Linked DNA regions of Homo sapiens: all the other regions are linked to region 1. A link is a contact called in ENCODE Hi-C data. All regions are on one chromosome and are shown on one strand. Each heading gives the region's core, a stretch centred on a gene start or an enhancer-like site at or near the end of the contact. The rest is flanking DNA. Distances are from core to core; before and after follow the strand shown. Region 1 holds the start of VPS39-DT (VPS39 divergent transcript). Region 2 holds the start of CDAN1 (codanin 1). Region 3 holds the start of UBR1 (ubiquitin protein ligase E3 component n-recognin 1).

Region 1 (3,008 bases), core at 132-2,631:
TCACTTGATTATCAGAACAGCATTTGGTAAAGATGGGACAAGTATTCCTAATTTACATATGAAGAAACTGATATTGTGTAAAAATAAAATGACCAGGACCAGTTTTTTTGACTTCATATCACAGACTTACCCTTTTTCTTTTACATTTTTGCTTTAAACCCAAATGCTTAATTTTTTGACCTACGATGTTTTCCTAGGGGGAAATGACCAGATATAGATCATTCTTGCAGCCCAAACTTTGTTGTTTTTTAAGTCTTCAAGGGGAATACTAAGGTAACCGCAGACAGTACAGGTCCCAGGTCCTATAGGAGGAAAAGCCATGACACCTTCCTAAAGGAATATTAGGATGTAAGACACAGCTTTGGAAAGTTGAATTGGTAGGAATGTGGTCATCAAATTAAAAGGAGGCTTATTTCACTGACTTCCAAGAGTTAGTGAATCATCTCTTGCCTAAACTCTTGCTACTCAAAATGTGATCCAGGGACCAGCAACATCTGGGAGATTTTTGGTGCTCAACTGAGGGTCTTACTCTGGTCCTACTGAATCAAAAGAGGCATTTTAACAATGTCTCTAGGTGATTTGTATGCACGTTAAATTTGAAAAGCATTGGCCTCAAATGGTGGTTCTCAGGGTAATTTTGCCTCCCAGAGGACATACGGAAAAGAGACATTTTTATACCTCTGTGGGGAAGATAACTGGCATTTGGTGGGTGGAAGTTAGGGATGCTGTTAAACATCTTACATTGTACAGAACATGCCCCCTCCCCCAACAAGAAATTATCCTGTCCTAAATGCCGGTAGTGCTATCGCTGAACAACCCTAACCTAAAATGGTGGTTCTCAAGCTTTTAAGTGCATGGACTCACCTTGGGGTTTATTAAAACATAGGTTGCTGTTCCCTTCGAGTTTCAGATTCAGTAGAACTGGAATGGGCCTGAAACTTTGCATTTCTAACAAGTTCACAGGTGCTGCTGCTACTGCTGTTGTTGCTGGTCTAGAACCACTTTCAGAACCACTGGCCTAGAACAACCATGAAAGCATTAAGGTAAGGTGCTTGTACTAATTGGGATATAATGGTAATACTAAAGCTACCACTTACTGAGAGCTTAGTGGGTGTCAGGTGTTGCTAAGCGCTCACGACACTAGGTCACAGGTATTTACAAAAATTTTGCAGATTAGGAAAGTATGGCATCGAAATATTAAATTTTCTAAATCACAGCTAATTTCCTAATTGGTAGATCTCCGTCTGAGGTCGACGCCAAAGGCCGAGTTTTTAACCATCACGCCCACTGCCTAAAGCAGTTCTAAGATTAAGAGTTTGTTCCTTCTATGGTAAGCCCATGGCTACTCGGGATGGAGTAGCTATGGGTCCAGAGTGACGATGGCAACTCAGCAACAAAACAATTCATTTAGAGTGCACCGGGAGGAAGGGGCGGGACTTCGGCTGCGGAAGAGGCGGGCCTAACTAGCAGGAAGTCCGGGGTTGACGATGGCTGTGTTGTTGAAGGGCCTGTAGCCGGGGGGTTCCTGGCCGGATCCCGGTCTACCCTTAGCCCAGACTCGTTCCGGACCCCAGCCCGGCCCGGAACACTCTGGGCGAGACGGCGGTGGCAACTCTCCCCTTGCCGCCATGCACGACGCTTTCGAGCCAGTGCCGATCCTAGAAAAGCTGCCTCTGCAAATCGACTGTCTGGCTGCCTGGGGTGAGCCGAGGGGCCGCGGGGCCGAGGCGGAGTCAGCACAGGAGCGGTCCGGATCTTTTCTGAGGCCGGGGAAGTGGACAGGCGTCCATCCGTGTGGGCTTCGGTTGGATGCTACACGAGAGGGGCTTAGGATGAGAGAAGGCAGAGAGATGACCACCGGCTATAGACATCGATGTCTGTGGGGCTACTTGGGTGATCCCAGTGATCCAGTCATTTAGGGGAGTTCCCCTTGCTTTTGCTCTCTGTGCAGAGTGGGAGGATGAGCTTTCCTTTTTAGTTGTGCTCAGCTTTGGCCCATTTTGATTCCCACGAAGACTTCATTTTAGAGGGTCAAAGCAGTAAGAAGTTCTCAGCCTGCCAGGGGCTTGAAGTTGTCCAGATGTTTGTGTTGTTTTCTAGATGAAAGTCAACCCTGGTTTTGGGGGCATTGAACAAGTTAACACCATATGCTTTTTTTTCCCCTTAGTGATCATTCGTTCATTTCTCATTCCTGTAGGGAACTCATGTAGTTAGCTAACCTTTGAATCTAGCCAAGCGGTTGATTACCTTATATCCAAAGTGTCCAAGTTACCTAACTGTAGGCGGAAGAGTTTCCAGACTGTCTTGAAACCTAACCCATAAAAACTAGCATAGTCCTTTTGGGATTGACTAGTGCAGAAGGCCGGGACAGACATCTCTTGTGTGCTCTGAAATACAAATGAAGGTTTCAGGGATAACGGTGAACATTGTGCTCTTATCCGTGAGTGACTGGTTTGATACCAGCCGCCAAAGACCAAGGAAATCATTTCTAACTTTCCTCTTAATGTTTAGGTCCTAGAAATCAAGGACCATAAAAAGATGATTCAGATCCCTTAATCAGATCTTATACTGAGCTAGATAGGTAACCATGATGGGCCTTATGGAATCTTGGTGGTGTCTGATACCATGTGCGTCAGCTGTTCACAGTGTCACCGAGTCATCCTTGCAGAGTTCTTGATGACTTCTTCTGTAGGGTTCTTTCACGAAGAATTTTCATGTTAATGTGCACCCTTCCTCCTTTAGCAGCTCTGGGTCTCTTTAAAATCATACCTCCACAGTAAGCAGTTCTAGTCCTTTGGGTTAAGAGGAGAATCCTACTTCCTCCAGACATCTCAAGAAAACCAATTTCTGTCATTAAATGCTCTCATTAAACATTTAAATAGAGGAGGAGAAAAAGTTTTTAAATGAAAGACCTGACACTGCATGAAAGGATTAATTCCCCCATTGCTTCATCAGATATACTTATTAGGTGGCTACACGGGCCATTCTCTTTGCTTGGGACAGTAATA
Region 2 (3,153 bases), core at 370-2,869, 530 kb before region 1:
TAAAATATTAAAAGCTCCTTTTTAGTCCATTATTCTGTCTGGCTGGAGGTACTTTTTCCTTCTCCATAGGAAATACCCCTTCTGCCACTAGAGAGATTCCTGCACCCCCACCCTCATCCTTCCGCCCGTAACCTTCCTTTGAACCAGAGCAACTCTCAGGAGGCATTCACAAGGGCACTGCCTCACCCCTCCTGGTTTGGTTTGACATGGAATGTTCGTGCCATCTGTTTTTCTCCGCTTGGATTCCCTTGCTTGATTTGTCACTGAGCAGCAACCTTCAAAATCCTCTCTCAGGTTTTTTTGTTTTGTTTTGTTTTTGAGATGGAGTCTCGCTCTGTCACCCAGGCTGGAGTGCAGTGGCGTGATCTTGGATCACTGCAACCTCCGCCTCCCAGGTTCAAGCGATTCTCCTGCCTCAGCCTCCCCAGTAGCTAGGACTACAGGCGCGTGCCACCACGCCCAGTTAATTTTTGTATTTTTATTAGAGACACGGTTTCACCATGTTGGCCAGGATGGTCTCCATCTCTCGACCTCGTGATCCGCCCACCTCTGCCTCCCACTGCATTCCAGCCCCGGGGGTGACAGAGCGAGACTCCATCTCAAAATAAAATTAAATAAAGGAGATTAAGAAATTACTCAGGCCGGGCGTGGTGGCCCACGCCTATAATCCCAGCACTTTGGATCTGCTGCCCTCTCCCGGCCAAAACATTAGCTGGGCTATAGCCCTAGGGAGGCTGAGTCGGGAGGATTGCTTGAGCCCAGGAGGCCAAGGCTGCAGTGAGCCGTGCTCACGCCACTGCACTCCAGCCTGGGCAACAGAGCAAGACCCTGTCTCAAAAAAAACAAAACAAAAACAAAAAACACCAAACCCAAAAATACAAACCTCAAGCTCCCAGAAGCTAATCATGATATGCTTACTGACATCTAAACTGCAAAGTAGTTGAAATATTAACCTCATGTAAACCCACTTAAGTAAATAAAGCTACATACAAGCAATTCTGTGTGCAGGGTGGCCCGAGGCACTTTAAGGGTTGTGGCTTGGGGATTATTAAGAACCTCCTAGAAATAATTCTTTCCTAAATGGTCAGTTGATGGTGAGCGCTGAAAAGCCGATGGGTACTGCTCGGCCAAGGGATTGAAAAATCGGCCTTTGAGAAGAACAAAGTCAAAATGAAAGATTAGATTATAATTTCTCTGGGGTGGTGCCAGTTGGATCTAGGAAACTTAAACTCGTGAAAGAATGTGCTTAGAGCAGAAGATAGAAGCTGGTGGCTGTCTCTGCTCCCCTCTACCTCTCTCCCGGGTCCTGGGTCTCCCTAGAGGGGCGTCCGACCCGCGGCAGCCCCACTCCCAGCTCGAATCCCTCCCTTCAGGTCGCTCCAGGGCGGGCAGCCAAGGTGGGCCTCCCCAGGCGCTGTGATCCACATTTCACCTCCTAACAACCGGCCTCTCGGCCGGGGTTGAGGACTCAGCGAGGCCTTGACTCCGTGGGTCTGGGCAACAGCCGGCTCCGCCCCGCCCCGCCAGCCGGGTCCCTCCCCATCCCGCGACCCAACGGTCGTTCCCCGCCGCCGGCCCCGCCCCTCCCTGGCCGCCCGCGGCGCGCCGGCGCCTGCGCAGTCGCCCCAGAGCGCCCCGACCGGGATGGCGGCCGTTTTGGAGTCGCTGCTGCGAGAAGAGGTGTCGGTCGCAGCCGTCGTGCGGTGGATCGCGCGCAGCACCCAGGGTTCGGAGGTAACAGCGGTGACACGCCCCCAGGTCTGACTCGAAGCCGGTTCCCGCAGTGGAGTCCAGCCCTCCAGTCCCCTTCCTCTAGGGCGCCTGGCTGCCAGCCGGGCCGAGTGCACTCCAACTGGGCGCCGCTGCCCGGGCCGCCCACCCGAGGCGCGCCCTACGGCCCCGGCTGCTCACGGCCCGCGGGCCGGCGGCTGACCCTCTCGCCCCTCCACCTGTGCTTCTGCCCTAGGATAACGCTGGGGAGGCGGCCGCGCTGAGCTCACTCCGGGCCCTGCGGAAAGAATTCGTACCGTTCCTGTTGAACTTCCTGAGGGAGCAGAGCAGCCGCGTCCTCCCGCAGGGGCCCCCGACCCCCGCCAAGACCCCGGGCGCCTCGGCAGCCTTGCCAGGGAGGCCGGGAGGCCCGCCGCGGGGTAGCCGCGGGGCGCGCAGCCAGCTTTTCCCTCCGACCGAGGCCCAGAGCACCGCTGCCGAGGCCCCTCTGGCCCGCCGCGGGGGCAGGAGGCGGGGCCCGGGGCCGGCCCGCGAGCGTGGAGGCCGCGGCCTGGAGGAGGGGGTCAGCGGGGAGAGCCTGCCCGGAGCCGGGGGCCGGAGGCTTAGGGGCTCTGGCAGCCCCAGCCGCCCCAGCCTCACGCTGTCTGATCCGCCAAACCTCAGCAACCTGGAGGAGTTCCCTCCCGTAGGCTCGGTTCCCCCCGGCCCTACAGGGTGAGACTCAGCTCTCATGCAGGAGATGGGTACCACGAAGGCTCTGGGGAGTCAGTCATTCGAGCTCGGCGCTCCGCAGTGGAGCGCCAGGATGGGTAGAAGGCTGGGGGTGATGGTGAGGGTTTTTGTGGGGTTTTTTGGCAAGAGGTCTAGCTGTTGCGGTGGTGGAGGGGAGATGTTTGAAGATAGGAATTTGAGAAAAACCTGTGGCTACTCTCAGCAGGACGAAGCCTTCTCGCAGGATCAACCCAACTCCGGTGAGCGAAGAGCGGTCACTCTCCAAGCCCAAGACCTGCTTCACCTCACCCCCAATCAGCTGTGTCCCCAGTTCCCAACCCTCAGCCCTGGACACTAGCCCTTGGGGCCTTGGCCTTCCCCCAGGGTGCAGAAGTCTGCAAGAGGAGCGAGAGATGCTCAGGAAGGAGCGGTATGGCCTGGCCGCTCCTGGGGATATCGGTTTCCTCGCTGTGGGGGATCTTCAGGGGTTTTCCCTGAAATTGATTTCCCTCTTGGGGACTCTGGGTTTGTCTCCTGGGCTGTTGGTATCTTCTCTGGAGTGACCTGAGTGTGGCCGTAGCAGGGAAGCCAAGCTGACTGCTCATGAAATTTCTTTATTCCATAGCTCTAAGCAGCTGCAGCAGTCACCTACCCCCACCTGTCCCACCCCAGAATTGGGGTCGCCCCTCCCCAGCCGGACAGGAAGCCTCA
Region 3 (3,177 bases), core at 235-2,734, 900 kb before region 1:
TCTCGAACTCCTGACCTCAGGTGATCCACTCACCTTGGCCTCCCAAAGTGCTGGGATTACAGGCGTGAGCCACTGCCCCGACCTATTTCTGAACGTTCTAGTCTATTTCATTTATCTAGGAATGAAAGAAGAAAAAGAGAAGAGCGTGGGGTAGCATAAGAGAACTACAGAAGTAAAAGCATAGAGACAGGAAGGGACAAGGTAACTTTTAGGGCAATTTTTATCAAAATGTGGGACAATACCTATTGTGGGTTATAGTATCACTTTAATAACTACAACCAGTATTTTGGCTTAAATGCATAAACATATTGCAATTGAATAGAAAATATGACATATTGGAAGTATTGTTTCAGAAAATTTAAGTTTCAGTATATATATACATATTCTATATATACCCATTTAATTTTGTATAGGTGTACCGTGATAAGATGTAAAATGTATTTATTGTGGTTGTTGGGCAAAAAAGGCTGGAAAAACAGTATTTTAGCACCCAGGAAGTAGTTCATTTGAGCAGAAACATTGTTTAGGCAGGAAAGTTCTATAAATCAAGGTGGACCACAGCATTTGGAAAGCCTCCTCTACTTTTCACATTGTTTGGAGCTTTATTTTCTTCCCTTTGTTAAAAATATACTTTAAAATTATTTGTTTTGTAAAAAATTTAAAATACAAATGAAGGTAAAGTAGCTCTTGACCACCTTCTTCCTCCAATCCGAATCCTGGCCCTCAGAGTTACTACTTTGCCCTTTCCCCTTTCAGACTTACTCCTTCACATTTAAATGCCTATGTGTGCAAATATATAGTTTGCAGCAACTTGGCTTTTTTTTCTCTCAATTTATCTTGATCTTTTCACGCAGATTTATCTTGCTCAAGAGCTGCACAGTATTTCAAAATGCGAATGTACCATAGTATATCTTGTCTTTCCTCTATCGATGAATGACTAGGTTTCCAATTTTTTGTTATTTCCCCCCGTGTCCCCCAATAAAGCTGGATCCCGAGCTTTTTTTGTACACATGTGCAAGTGCCCACGGGGTAGAATCCTAAAAATAGAAGATGTGTGAGTACTTTCTTTTTCATTTTGTAGGCTCTGGGGAACTACTGCAGGGAGGTTGGGATACAAAACATCCCCAGGCCAACAACCGGCCAGCTAGGACAGGTTCTTGCTTTAGCCCCCGACAAGTTTTCTTCCTTTCATAATGGACGCTGACTTTGTTTTTTTTACCTCGTAGATGCAACAGTTCCCAGCACCAAACCCAGATATACAACCATTCAGCTACCAAGAGCTACGCCTGATAAATTAGAGGGGAAAAAAAAAATCTCCAGTCCCTTCACGTCGTGACGCTTGCTTCCGGGAAGCGGGCCGGAAGCCACTCCTCGAGTCTGCGTCAAACCCGACTTCAGGGGCCGTCGTAAAAGTGTCGTCCCTGTCTCTCCGACCGGCCACAGGTTTCCGCTTGCCTCTGGCCGGGGGTCGGCAACTGCAGGCGTCAGTTTCCCTCAAGATGGCGGACGAGGAGGCTGGAGGTACTGAGAGGATGGAAATCAGCGCGGAGTTACCCCAGACCCCTCAGCGTCTGGCATCTGTAAGTCCCTATAGGCAAGTCTCTTTTGTCCTCCCCCCGGTCCCTCCCTACTGCGCTTAGGAGGATGTGGGGCTTCACCCCTTATGGCGGCTCTGGGGAGGGGGAGTTATCTGGATTGATCTGGAAGGAAGCCACCGAATAAAAAGTTAGTCGCAACCCACATTTCTGCCAGCCAAGTCTACGGAATATAATGACTTTGTTATGTATTATTCTTGATGATCTCAAGTGTGCATGTCTCTATTCTGAAGTAGAAAGAACCAGTGATGTTATTAGACGGTTTGATGTGGGGGCCGAGGCGGGGTTGGAGCAAGAGCCATTTTCGTATAGAAGCAGTACTAACCCTTTACTCTTGATGATGGGAACGCAGCACCTGGTATTTTATTGCATAGCCTGCTGGCCGGGACCTGATATTGGTAGGTAGTGCTGCTACTGTCAAGTCATGTCTAGATGTGAGGTGTAGTAATTGTCCTTGCGTATAGCATCTTGGGAACCCCAGGCCTAACCCTCAGTGGAGAAACCCATCATCTGTCGCTACTTTTTAAAGGTGAAGAAAGGACTCCCAAACATTTCAAGCCAGAGCAATACCATTAATTGATGTCGGAATCTATACTTTGCTCTTGCATTTTGAAAGAATGGGAAGGCACAGATAGTGAACAAATTTGAGTCACTAGCTACAGGGAGAAAGCTGCCGAGGAAGATAAGAGTAGGGGGCAATGTTAGGGAATGTTCTGGATGCCCAGGGCATCTAGTGTGGAGATATGTAGAAAATATTCAAATATCTGTCACCGCATGATGTTTTATTAGTTTGTCTTTCTAAATAGCAGCATTTAGAGATTTGGGATATACACATTTTTTCTGAAGTTTCTTTGGCTTGTAGTTTAATAAAAACATTATTTTATTTTATTTATTTTTTGAGGCAGAGTTTTGCTCTTGTTGCCCAGGCTGAAGTGCAGTGGTGTAATCTCGGCTCACTGCAACCTTCCGAGTTCAGGAATTGAACTGCAAATTCCCGAGTTCAGGAATTCTCCTGCCTCAGCCTCTTGAGTAGCTGGGATTACAGGTGCCTGCCACCATGCTTGCCTAATTTTTTTTATTTTTATTTTTATTAGAGACGGGGTTTCACCATGTTGGCCAGGCTGATCTCGAACTCCTGACCTCAGGTGATCCACCTGCCTCGGCATCCCAAAGTGCTGGGATTACAGATTAAAAGCATTCTTGAAGGTTTTTTGTTTTTTTTTTTAACCCTGCATACAATTGAACATTGTTTTATGCGAGAACAGAGGGAACTACAGAGGGAGCTACGGCATGAGTCAACTCCAGGGACTGAAGAGACTGTCTAGGAGGTAGGAACAAGGTAGGGAGGGAGTTGGAAAAAGGATTTGGCCACTGACTATGTCAGTGCTTGCCGTTTTCCTCCACCCCAAATAGCAGTTCAAATTCACTTCACTACTGTTCCTGAAGGAGGAAGCATCTTATTTGAGATGATAAGGAATGAGGAGGTAGGACAAATTTAAAAGCAACTGAAACATTTTAATGGTAGTTTGTGAGTTTTGCTTGTTAGAAGGAGTGGGGAAACTGCTGTGGTCAGAAGAATTGT

The links. Hi-C counts contacts between places; a loop is a spot of excess contacts on that map. Pooled maps may share reads with other maps.
Region 2: a map of CD8-positive, alpha-beta T cell shows a loop between it and region 1 (4-fold over the local background). The contact joins the promoter of CDAN1 here to the promoter of VPS39-DT in region 1. A Hi-C loop is called at or near these places in 1 of 168 maps with a recorded cell type or tissue (CD8-positive, alpha-beta T cell) and 5 of 50 pooled maps.
Region 3: a loop to region 1 is called in a pooled map, with 7 times the contacts of the local background. The contact joins the promoter of UBR1 here to the promoter of VPS39-DT in region 1. A Hi-C loop is called at or near these places in 6 of 50 pooled maps.

The regions. Positions count from the first base shown.
Region 1 is chr15:42,206,774-42,209,781 of GRCh38, reverse strand. It overlaps VPS39-DT (VPS39 divergent transcript), which reads right to left and starts at 1,381. Exons shown (of 3, transcript XR_932181.3): 1 at 1,098-1,381; 2 at 865-1,018. It overlaps VPS39 (VPS39 subunit of HOPS complex), which reads left to right and starts at 1,478. Exons shown (of 25, transcript NM_015289.5): 1 at 1,478-1,701. The coding sequence starts at 1,629.
Region 2 is chr15:42,735,594-42,738,746 of GRCh38, reverse strand. It overlaps CDAN1 (codanin 1), which reads left to right and starts at 1,619. Exons shown (of 28, transcript NM_138477.4): 1 at 1,619-1,734; 2 at 1,967-2,445; 3 at 2,669-2,872; 4 at 3,068-3,153. The coding sequence starts at 1,645. TTBK2 (tau tubulin kinase 2) reads left to right here. Exons shown (of 15, transcript NM_173500.4): 15 at 1-17. RefSeq lists silencers at 1,433-1,682, 1,873-2,012, 2,103-2,392.
Region 3 is chr15:43,104,345-43,107,521 of GRCh38, reverse strand. It overlaps UBR1 (ubiquitin protein ligase E3 component n-recognin 1), which reads left to right and starts at 1,484. Exons shown (of 47, transcript NM_174916.3): 1 at 1,484-1,580. The coding sequence starts at 1,500. RefSeq lists an enhancer at 1,386-1,665.